Linked DNA regions of Mus musculus: region 2 is linked to region 1. A link is a loop called in an ENCODE intact Hi-C map of the cell type or tissue named here. Cell type or tissue: left cerebral cortex. All regions are shown on one strand.

The links. Peaks named below come from ENCODE experiments on the same cell type or tissue, not always from the same donor. Only the 100,000 strongest peaks of a DNase experiment are listed, where the experiment ranks them.
Region 2: it touches region 1 in a loop (10-fold over the local background); 3 of 42 quality-filtered maps call a loop at or near these places.

The regions. Positions count from the first base shown.
Region 1 is chr16:57,118,685-57,123,684 of GRCm38, forward strand. It overlaps Tomm70a (translocase of outer mitochondrial membrane 70A), which reads left to right and starts at 3,030. Exons shown (of 12, transcript NM_138599.5): 1 at 3,030-3,510. The coding sequence starts at 3,178. In left cerebral cortex, no CTCF peak of the experiment used is centred here; DNase peaks (open chromatin) are centred at 2,418, 2,720, 2,966, 3,481 and 1 more place; H3K4me3 peaks cover 2,838 bases; H3K27ac peaks cover 1,767 bases.
Region 2 is chr16:57,229,429-57,234,428 of GRCm38, forward strand. It overlaps Tbc1d23 (TBC1 domain family, member 23), which reads right to left and starts at 2,038. Exons shown (of 19, transcript NM_001358433.1): 1 at 1,886-2,038. The coding sequence starts at 1,938. In left cerebral cortex, no CTCF peak of the experiment used is centred here; a DNase peak (open chromatin) is centred at 2,095; H3K4me3 peaks cover 1,797 bases; H3K27ac peaks cover 584 bases.

The sequences.
Region 1 (5,000 bases):
AGCAATGTGGAAGAGTAAGCTGAATAAACCCTTTCCTCCCCAAGTGCTTCTTGGTCATGATGTTTGTGCAGGAATAGAAACCCTTGACTAAGACAGGTACCAAGCACTCTAATGACCGAGCCATCTCCTCAACCCACTTAGTGGTTTTAATTCACCTTTATTTAATAGCTAATGTTGAAAATCTTTTCATGAACTTATTTTTCACTTATTTATCTTTCTCAGTAAGGTGACTGTCTTTCATGACTTTGGCTTATCTTATAATAAAATTATTTGCCCTTTTAATGTTGAAATGTGAAATGTATAGATTCTAGATATTATTCCTTTGCTGAAGGCATAGTTTGTGGATATTTTTACCTGTCTTTATTTTGTGTTTCCATCTAAATAAATTTCAATTTTTTACTTACAAGTTTTAAAATTAGAACATTAAGTTATTTTATGACATTTCAAGTAAAATTACTGTGTATTTTTCTTTATTCTCTTCCCCTTTTCACGCCTGTGTTTATCTTCCTTATAATCTTCCACAGCTTCTTTTTCTCTTTTTTTTGTATGTTACATGTCTTGTTGCCCATCCCCTCACCTTTCCTCAACAACTATATTCCTCCTTTAGGAGCCTTCTCCCTGGTTTCATAACCTATACTTGCACCGACCTCTCACTAGTATATGGAGACATTATAAGCTTTGATCCACATATGGGAGACTATTATAATATACTTTATAGATCTATCCATTCCTGAAATTTTCATGATTTCATTTTTCTGTGCAATGAGTAAAATGATACTGTGTGTATGTACCACATTTTTGTTATCCAATCATCCATTATGGATATCTAGGCTGCTACCATTCCCTAAATATTTTAATTTATGCAGCAATAAACATGAATGTACAAATCTCTTTGTGGCAGACTATAGAGTCCTTTAGATCTATGCCCAATCATGGTATAGCTGGGTCACATGGTTCTATAATTTTTCCAGAACTTTTCATATTATTTCCATAATGGCTATATTTGTTTACACTTCCACCAGCAGTGAATAAGAGCGCCTCTTTCCCCATATTCCCTGCATTATCTGTTTCAGGAATTGTGTTGGGCAGGAACACTAACAATACCTATCATATGTCTAACTTAGCAACAGGTCCAGAAGTACTAAGATTACTATACCACGATTCCTACTCTTCAAGGACCCAAGATGAACTTGAGTAGCAGATACAAGAACCAATAACTATGGCAATGTGGTAATAATTGGGGAAGAAACAGAAACTGTTAATCGATAGTGTGATCATTTTGCTGGTGCTATAAAAGATCCCAAGACCCATATGGACAAAAGAAGTGACTCCCAAAGATTCATATCATGATCCGTGGAATGGGTGCACCCATACACATACATACACAAAATTAACAAAGGTGAAAATCTTTCAAATGTGTTTTAGTTCCAATGGTTTATTCAAACTGGGAGCCTTTAGTCCTCCAAGATATCACAGAAAAAAATGTGAAGTTATAGGGGGAGAATCCTTTTGCTGTTATTCTGAAAAATCCAAGATTACTCAGAGGGCATGAGATTCCGATTTTGAAGTTCTGGGGTGAGAACAGTGCCTACAGCAATCTCTATTTGATCAACTAAGTTACACTACCATTTTCAGTTTGTTGCTAGTGCAAACATTTCACTGGTGAGAACCAACATGACGCAAGAGAAAAGGCCCTGAAGTTTCAAACTGGAACATTCTATTTTAATCACTCCACGTTGACACAACTTGGCCTTTGCATCTTCATGTAATGCTATTATGGTGAGCATCCTGTGGTACTTAAAAGCCAAATGACCATCTATGGGTGTTTGGTTTTTGTTTTTTTGGTTTGTTTGTTTGTTTGTTTGTTTGTTTGTTTGACAAAAGGATGTTCAAACCTGAAATGAAGAGCCATAGCCTGGAACATTTAATTATCCATGCTTTGCCTTTTTTTCTTGAAAATTGTGTGAATTCCAAACACCTTGCAAAGTAGACTTCATGCTTTGAGACCAGATCCAGAGTTCATGAAGGCTTAAGAAAAGTACTTCAGGGCTGACGAGATGGCTCAGCAGTTAAGAGCACTGACTGTTCTTCCAGAGGTCCTGAGTTCAATTCCCAGCAACCACATGGTTGGCTCACAACCATCTGTAATGGGATCCGATGCCCTCTTCTGATGTGCTTGAAAAACAGCTACAGTGTAGTCATATAAATGAAATAAATTTTTTTTAAAAATTTAAGTTATTTCAAATAAGTGAGCAAACTCAAAGTGTTGTGACAGACACTTGTGCTCCAGGGAAGGTTGTATGGGCTAGATGTCAGGTGGAATCCATTTTAAGATACACACGTAAAGATGCCTGCGGTGATCCGGGGTCCTCGAGGAAAGCCAATAGGAAAGCCTTCTAACAGACATCCTTGCCCTTTGTAACTATTAAAGGTGCAGCACACAGGCTGCAAGTCACTTCCATGAGTCAACCTACCTTCCCCAGTTTCCATCTAGTCTTTGCCCTCTGTCATTGTCCCAGGAACTACAAATTTGTCCAAACTACAATCTGGCTATTGCAGAAATATACAAAGCTGGTTTACACAGCACGATGGTCTCACCCTTTTTCCCCCCTCCCACAGTTTCAGTCTTTAACAGGCACCAACGTAGCCACACCCCCCTCCCCGATCCTACCAATCAACTGGGAGGCCCACCATCCCTGCTGGCCAATTCCCTTCACAGTGCTTCTGCAAGTCCCGCCCACTCACAGAGCTACAGGGAGCTGTCCCTCTACACTTGCTGCACACGGCCCCCCACGCCCCTCCTCGCCGCACTGGCGACAGTGCCACGGGTCCTTCTGTCCTGGAGAAGAGGTCTGCAGTCACGCAAGGCCTGAGACCTCCCGAGCGATTCTAGGCAACCGCCTGCAAGAGGAAAGGGAAAAGCCACCCAGAGCGCCAGGCCTTCTGACCCCGGAAGTGGTTCTCCCCTGTACAGTAGATAGGGGCGGGCCCAGCCGCCGGTCTAGCCCGGCATGCCCCGGGCTTCCGGTGACCTCTGGCCCTTTTCTGTCGTCCGCTCCTGCTGCTTAGCGTGCTCGCTCGCGCGTTGCTTTCCCTCCACGCTCCCGGCTTCCTCCCCACGCTGCCCGGTGACCGTGGCGCCCGCGACCGGCGCGGCGGCGGCGGAGGACAGTCGTCATGGCCGCCTCTAAGCCCATAGAGGCGGCGATGGCGGCGGCTGCTGCGCCCGGTTCTGGAAATGGAGTGGGCGGTGGCGGTGGGACTGCGGGCCCCGGCTCGGGCGCGGGGACCCTGCCGCGATGGCACGTGGCGCTGGCCATCGGGGCGCCCCTGTTGCTGGGTGCTGGGGCTATGTACCTGTGGAGCCGAAGGCGGAGGCGCCGGGAAGCGGGAGGCCGGGGCGACGCCAGCGGCCTGAAGCGCAACAGTGAACGGAAGACCCCCGAGGGCAGGGCCAGTCCGGCCCTGGGCAGTGGCCACCACGACGGTTCTGGGGACTCCCTGGAAATGGTGAGAAGCCGCCCGGGCCGTAGAGGTGAAAACGAGCGGATGCAGCTTTTCCTTGACCCGTTGTGCGGGTGAGGGGCCCTCCCACCGGTCGGAAACTGCCGAGTGACTTTAGAGTCGTTTCTGGTTGCCTTTATAGGGAATGGAATAGCAGCTCCAGGCTGGCTAGCGTAGAGACGTTCTTTGACAATTTCCTTTGGGATCCAACAGAATACTTTGCCTTTCTTCTAAGTGACACAGCATTTATCCCTAGTATGTAGGTATGGGAAACATGCACAAATATAGTAATTCCATTAAGCGAAGAAAGGCAAATTTCACGGAACGATTGGAGTTGTACCGTGAGTTGTTATTGTGTTTCCCAAGACCAGAACTTTGCTAAGAACCTTTTAAAAACAAGCCATTTTTCTTTCGGAGTTTCTCTCTCGCTCTGATTGTGTGTGTGTGTGTGTGTGTGTGTGTGTGTGTGTGTGTGTTTGGGGAGGGAGATTAGCAACTATTACAAAGTTCAAAAAAATCATTAGGTAGCTTTGTATATAGGAAATAGTTCAGTTTTTAAGGAACTGTGCCTCCCACCCCCACCCCCGCTGCACATCTTAAAATGTTCTATTTCACCTGGACATATATATACATGTGTCCAAGCCTGATAAAGAGTCTCTGGTGTTATAACAAGCATTGGAGTGATAAACTGCTCTATCGGATCTGGTGGTCAGACTATTAAATCTTTTTGACAAGTTTGACGGCTGTGTGGAGAATTGGCATGGACTGAGATTGAGTGAGATAAGGGACTTTACTGGGTCAGGAATTCTGTGGTGGTATTACCAGAGTAATCCAAGTTCAGAGAAACTTACAGGTAAATAAATACCAGGTATGTGCCTGAGGAAATTCTTTATACACACGCATCCTATGTGCACTTAACACTCATGAGAAAAACTGTACAGTTAAATGAATGGCAGGCATTTTCATCCCATTCAGCCTGAAGACACGTTGTTCTTTTCCTAAGTAGCTTCAGAGGCTCTGGTATATGACTCCAGGGATAGTACTTACTGTGTGTGAGTCACCGTGCTAGCTAGCAGGAAGGCTGTTTGTTCTCTCCTATGGGGAAGTTAAACAGCCAATTTCTAACCAGAACTTACAATGTTGGAGGGAACCATGATCTTTGAGAGCTGAGGAGATGCCATTCTACATTGTCCTGTCCAGCATTGTTATTTTGGTAAGCTCAGTTTATGTCATTGTCATCCTGGTAGGCTAAGAGGATTAAAATATTTGGTCCCTTCTATTTCATCCAGCACTAAAATGTTAAACCAAAGTTTTTAGGATGAAAGCCCAGCACTGGCAGCCCCAGCAAACTATGATGAGCAACCACACTCCAAGAAGCCCTTTACAGAGATAAATAATGGCAAAAAGCAAAGATTTGTTTAGTGTTGCCATACTGGAAAGAGGGATGGTCAGTTGGTTCCAGTAACTTCCAAGTTTTTAGGTTACTCACCAGACCT
Region 2 (5,000 bases), 110 kb after region 1:
CCAGACCTATCTTTCTCTTAAGTCAAGCAGTGCTAGTTATTATTCCCCAAATAAATCCTTAATTTTCCTGCCTTTGCCTCCATTTCTGCCGTTTCTTTATTCTCTTAACAGCATAGCACAATCTGGGATTTAGCCTCCAGCTCTGTAAGGTATTTAATATTTGAAATATGGCTAGACCAACTGAAATTCATGATAAGTATAAAGTGTACATAAATCTTTTCATATGGGTAAAAATTAAAAACTAAATCTGGTTGTGGTGGTATACACCTTTAATCCTAGAGCTTAGGAGACAGAGGTCAGACAAGGCTATATAGCAAGTTCTGGACCAGCTAGGGCTACACAGTGAGACCCTGCCTTCAAACAAATAAATAAATGAAAAACTGCTTTTAAATAATGAGCACATATTCAAATAATACATTGGTGTTGGATATATTTTTTTTAAACATAGTAAAAGTTCTACCTGGTTTTTGTTATTGTTTTTTAAGTTTTCAATGAGGCAAAGGAAAGAAATTTTAATTAATTCCTTCCGTAGCTCACATTATAGTGACTATTTTGAACAATGTTAAGGTAAGTCTTACTGATGCTTCAGAGTCTAACTCACACACCAGTGCCTCCATGAGCTTTTGTAATGCATGCTGAAATGGTTTCTGCCTCTTCTGAACTCCCACAACACTTATTTACAATCTCAGAGAACAAAATTAACTTTAGCTTGCTACATGTGTACCTGTCAGTCCCCAGAAGACCAGCTACTCAACTGCTATATCGTGTATTCCTTTCTGTTATTTCTATTGTCCTCAATTAGTAAAGTACAAATTTACCAAAGGCTTGCATTGTGTGTAGGTACACCGTGACAGTGATATATAAACACTGTGAAAAACAACAGCAAAATCCATGAGTCTTACACCTGGTCAATACAGTTAGATCAACTGTAAGATATACACGTGCACACACACACACACACAACTTCAAAAGTAGAAGTGTCCACCAAAAATTAATGACCCTCAGTGGGAAAAATAATGCCTACCAAAAAGGTATTGGCAGGGTTGGGGATGTATCACAGTTGGTAGAATGCTTGTCCTAGCACACAGGAAGCCCTCGGTTCAATCCCCAGCCCAACACAAACCAGGCAGGATGGAGCTTACAAGCCAGCACTCGGGAGGAGAAAGCAAAAGCATTGGAAGTCCACAGTCATCCTCAGCCACTCAGAAAGTTCGAGGCCAGCCTTGGGCTACATGAGTTCCTTTAAAAACCAAATCTTCCCACAGCCCCAGAGACACATGCAAATGCCCGGGAGAAACAGTAACAAAATTCAAAACGCCCTCCAAGTCATGAAATTAAATTGTGAGGAAAGTGGTGGGGAAGAAAAAAAAATAATAATAACAAATGTTAGAAACTGTTGGGAGATAAACAAAATTAATAATAATAATTTTTTTTTTTAAAGACAACCCTGAACTACGTAGAAGGAATCTTGCTGGGTGTATCTCACGACCTCTGCACTGTCAAAGGTCGCGGTGGTTATTTCAAAAGATCTCATTTCAAATGGTCTGAGATCTCCATCCAAGAACTTCCTCCTTAGTGCGCCCATTCCAACTCCCTGGCTAGGGACTCGGCGAACTCAGTGGGGAAGCCACTCTCTTCGCTGGGCCAAGCGGGAGGACCTGACTTAGGCGCAGATCCAGGATGGCCCCTGAGTCCCCGGGATTCTGCCCCAGCCGCAGAAGCCCGCGGGCAGAGGGGACCCTGAAGCAGAGGGGGCGGGGCAGGGGCTCAGAGGAGGACAGGTGCCTTTTGCTCCACGCCCCGCCAGCCAGCACCTCGGGGACAGGCAGGATGGCGAACAGGAAGAGAAGGGGCCAGTGGGAATTAAACCTGGGCTCGCACTCACCAGCTGTCCCCGCCCGACGTTGACAGTGGCAGAAGCTCTTCTCCTTCCGCCATTGCTGTTGACGTCCACGTCACTTTGCCGAAAAGTGGACCTGGCACCGAGACTGTCTCAGAGATTCAGTGTCGTAAAAGGAGTTATGAAGTCTGAGACTTGAGACTCACCAGAGCGAAAGAGGGAGGAGGCGAGGAATTGGAAGGATGCAACGTCACCACGTCTCTAGGGCGAAAGGCGGAGCCCGGAGCTTTGCGAGAGGGAGAAGATTATGGAAGACCACAAATCCCAGGATGCCAAGGGCCCGCGAACGGAGTGGGCGGGGCACAAGGCTTGTGGGCGGGGCCGACCCTGGGGAGTGGGAGGGGTTCTCCGGGATGGGGCGGGGCGCCACGCTGCGGGCAGGCGTGGCTCAGAGGAGACTCTGAAAGTGAAGCATCCTGGCTTGGCGTCTTAATGTTTGGGTCTCTGGCTGTCCGGTGTGAGCCAGAATTGAGAATCCCAGCTAGTGGAGAGAGGAGGGCAAGTATGAATTCACACAGAGAAGGTAGGCTGAATAGAAAAAAAGGAAAGGACATACCACATCATTTGTAAAGACCATTCAAAAAAATAAAAAGGCCAGGGACTTAGTAAACCATACAGCACTTGCCCAGCATCCTCAATGATTCAATCACCAGAGCTACAAGAAAAATAAAAATACACGAAGGACTCTGTCAAGCTATCCAGTTAAGAAAATTATACTCTAGTCTTCTATCTTAAATATGTCTTCTAACAGCCAGGAGAATCAACTGTAGTTCTGAAACTGAAATTCCAGTTTAAAAAATCAGTTTAAGAAAGCTGCCGAGGGGGGCTGGTGAGATGGCTCAGTGGGTTAGAGCACCCGACTGCTCTTCCGAAGGTCCAGAGTTCAAATCCCAGCAACCACATGGTGGCTCACAACCATCCGTAACAAGATCTGACTCCTTCTTCTGGAGTGTCTGAAGACAGCTACAGTGTACTTACATATAATAAATAAATAAATCTTAAAAAAAAAAAAAAAAAAAAGAAAGCTGCCGAGATCCTTCCCTTCCTAGCCAAAGTCCCATTTGTCCCTCTAAATGGGCCTCCTTGTTCCGCACCCAGGTTTCATCCACAGTACCAGTATTACCAAAACACTAGCCCCTGGGCTATCTTTGCCTAGTACAGATTCAGGGAGGAGCTGAACAAATATTTTTAAGCCCAGGAACAACGATGCAGTTAACTACATGAAATTTATGGATAAATCTGAAAATGCCATTGTTAGATGAACCAAACAGATTACAAACAAAAGGCATCGTTTATGTTTGATATCAATATATTAGCAATAGATGCATGCACACTGAGAAATGCAGGGGTAATGTGTAGAAAAACTGAAAACAATTAAGTTTTAGATGGGGCAGGAATGACCAGAAATAGCTTTAATTAAGTAAAGTAAGTTTCTGTTCGATTGGTTGGCTGGTTATGTTTTGTTTTGTCTTTTGAGACAGTCTCACTAGTAACCTTGAGGAGCTCAGAATTTGCTTTGGAGACCCGGCAAGACCAGGTTTGGCTTGACTCCGGGGCTGGTGTCTGTGAGCTCCTAAGCGCAAGTGTTCTTCCTGCCTCCGCCGCTCAAAGAAGCAGTACGAGAGGTGTTTGCCACTATATTGGTTCTAATGTTTAATATTTCATTTTTAGGAGCTGAGAGGTACCTTCAAGGGTATCCATCATTTTTTTTTCTGAAATATACTTTGGTACCTAAAATGCTCCAGAATTTTAAAAACTATTTAAATAATGTAGCACAGCTGTCCCAGTGATAAACCAAAACATGATGGCTCTCCTTCCAAAAAGAGACAATAAAAAGCTGAACATTCAATTCCAAGCCTGGAGCAGATGTGTAAGGTTCAGTTCTTCATTGTGAAAATTCATTTTTACATAGAATGTGGCTATAGATGACCGTTTTAAAAAATAAAAGGTGTGGCGGCTGGAGAGATGGCTCAGTGGTTAAGAGCACTGACTACCCTTCCAAAGGTCCTGAGTTCAAATCCCAGCAACCGCATGGTGGCTCACAACCATCTGTAATGAGATCCAATGCCCTCTTCTGGGGTGCCTGAAGACAGCTACAGTGTATGTATATATAATAAATAAATAAACCTTGAAAAAACAAAAATAAATAAAAGGTGTGACTCTAGGTCAGATCGCCATTCTGAGACACATATCCTCTGATGGATCCCTTCAGTTGTTCTGGAAGGCTTGCAGAAAAGTGGCTCAAAAACTACTCAGTGACATGCAAGCAATTGTTCACCAGTCAAGCTCATTCTAGCCTTCTATTGAAGTTCATTTTTATTGTAATCAAATTAGTGACTATGTTATAGTCTGTTTGGTAAAATATTCTATTAACGTATATTACTTATTCCAGATGGTGGAGGTGTACTTGGGAGGCAGAGGCAGAGCAGATCTATGTGTTCAAGGTCATCCTGGTCTACAAAGTAAGTTCAGGACAACCAGGACTACACAGTGAAACCCTGTCTCAAAAACAGATGATATCTGGATAGATATATATACATACATACATATATATATATATATATATATATATATACTTTTTTTTCCAAATAGTTTTTCACTCTGTGCAAATAGCTTAAACCTTCCTTAGACTTCTCCTTAACCTGTTCAGAACCAACTATGTGGGCATCCAACCTGTGCAAGTCTCACAACATTAATATGCTTTTGGTTGTCATTCTTGAATAGGTTCCTCTGATTCATTCTCCCTGGTGTTTGCCTCATTGTGGGTTGCTAATATGCAAGCTGCTGGGAGATCGCGTATTTCAGCTGTACGTAGGTCTTCTGCCCTTTCTAATCTTACTTTTGTTCTTTCTCAGCATCATCTTCCTTTACCTTGCTTGGTCTTCTGAAAAACTACCCCACCACACACACACACAAATACATGGGATTATCGGTAAGGAGGCAGCTGAGCTAGTGTGGAAGCTAGTGTGTATAGTTCTGGTTGTGAGTCCTCTCATCAGAAGGCCTTGCTTTGGCCCTTGCTCTGGCTCCAGCTCTAGTTTCCCACGTCTCCCAACACGCCTCATTCCCTGTGATCACAATGTCTTTACTGCCCACAGAA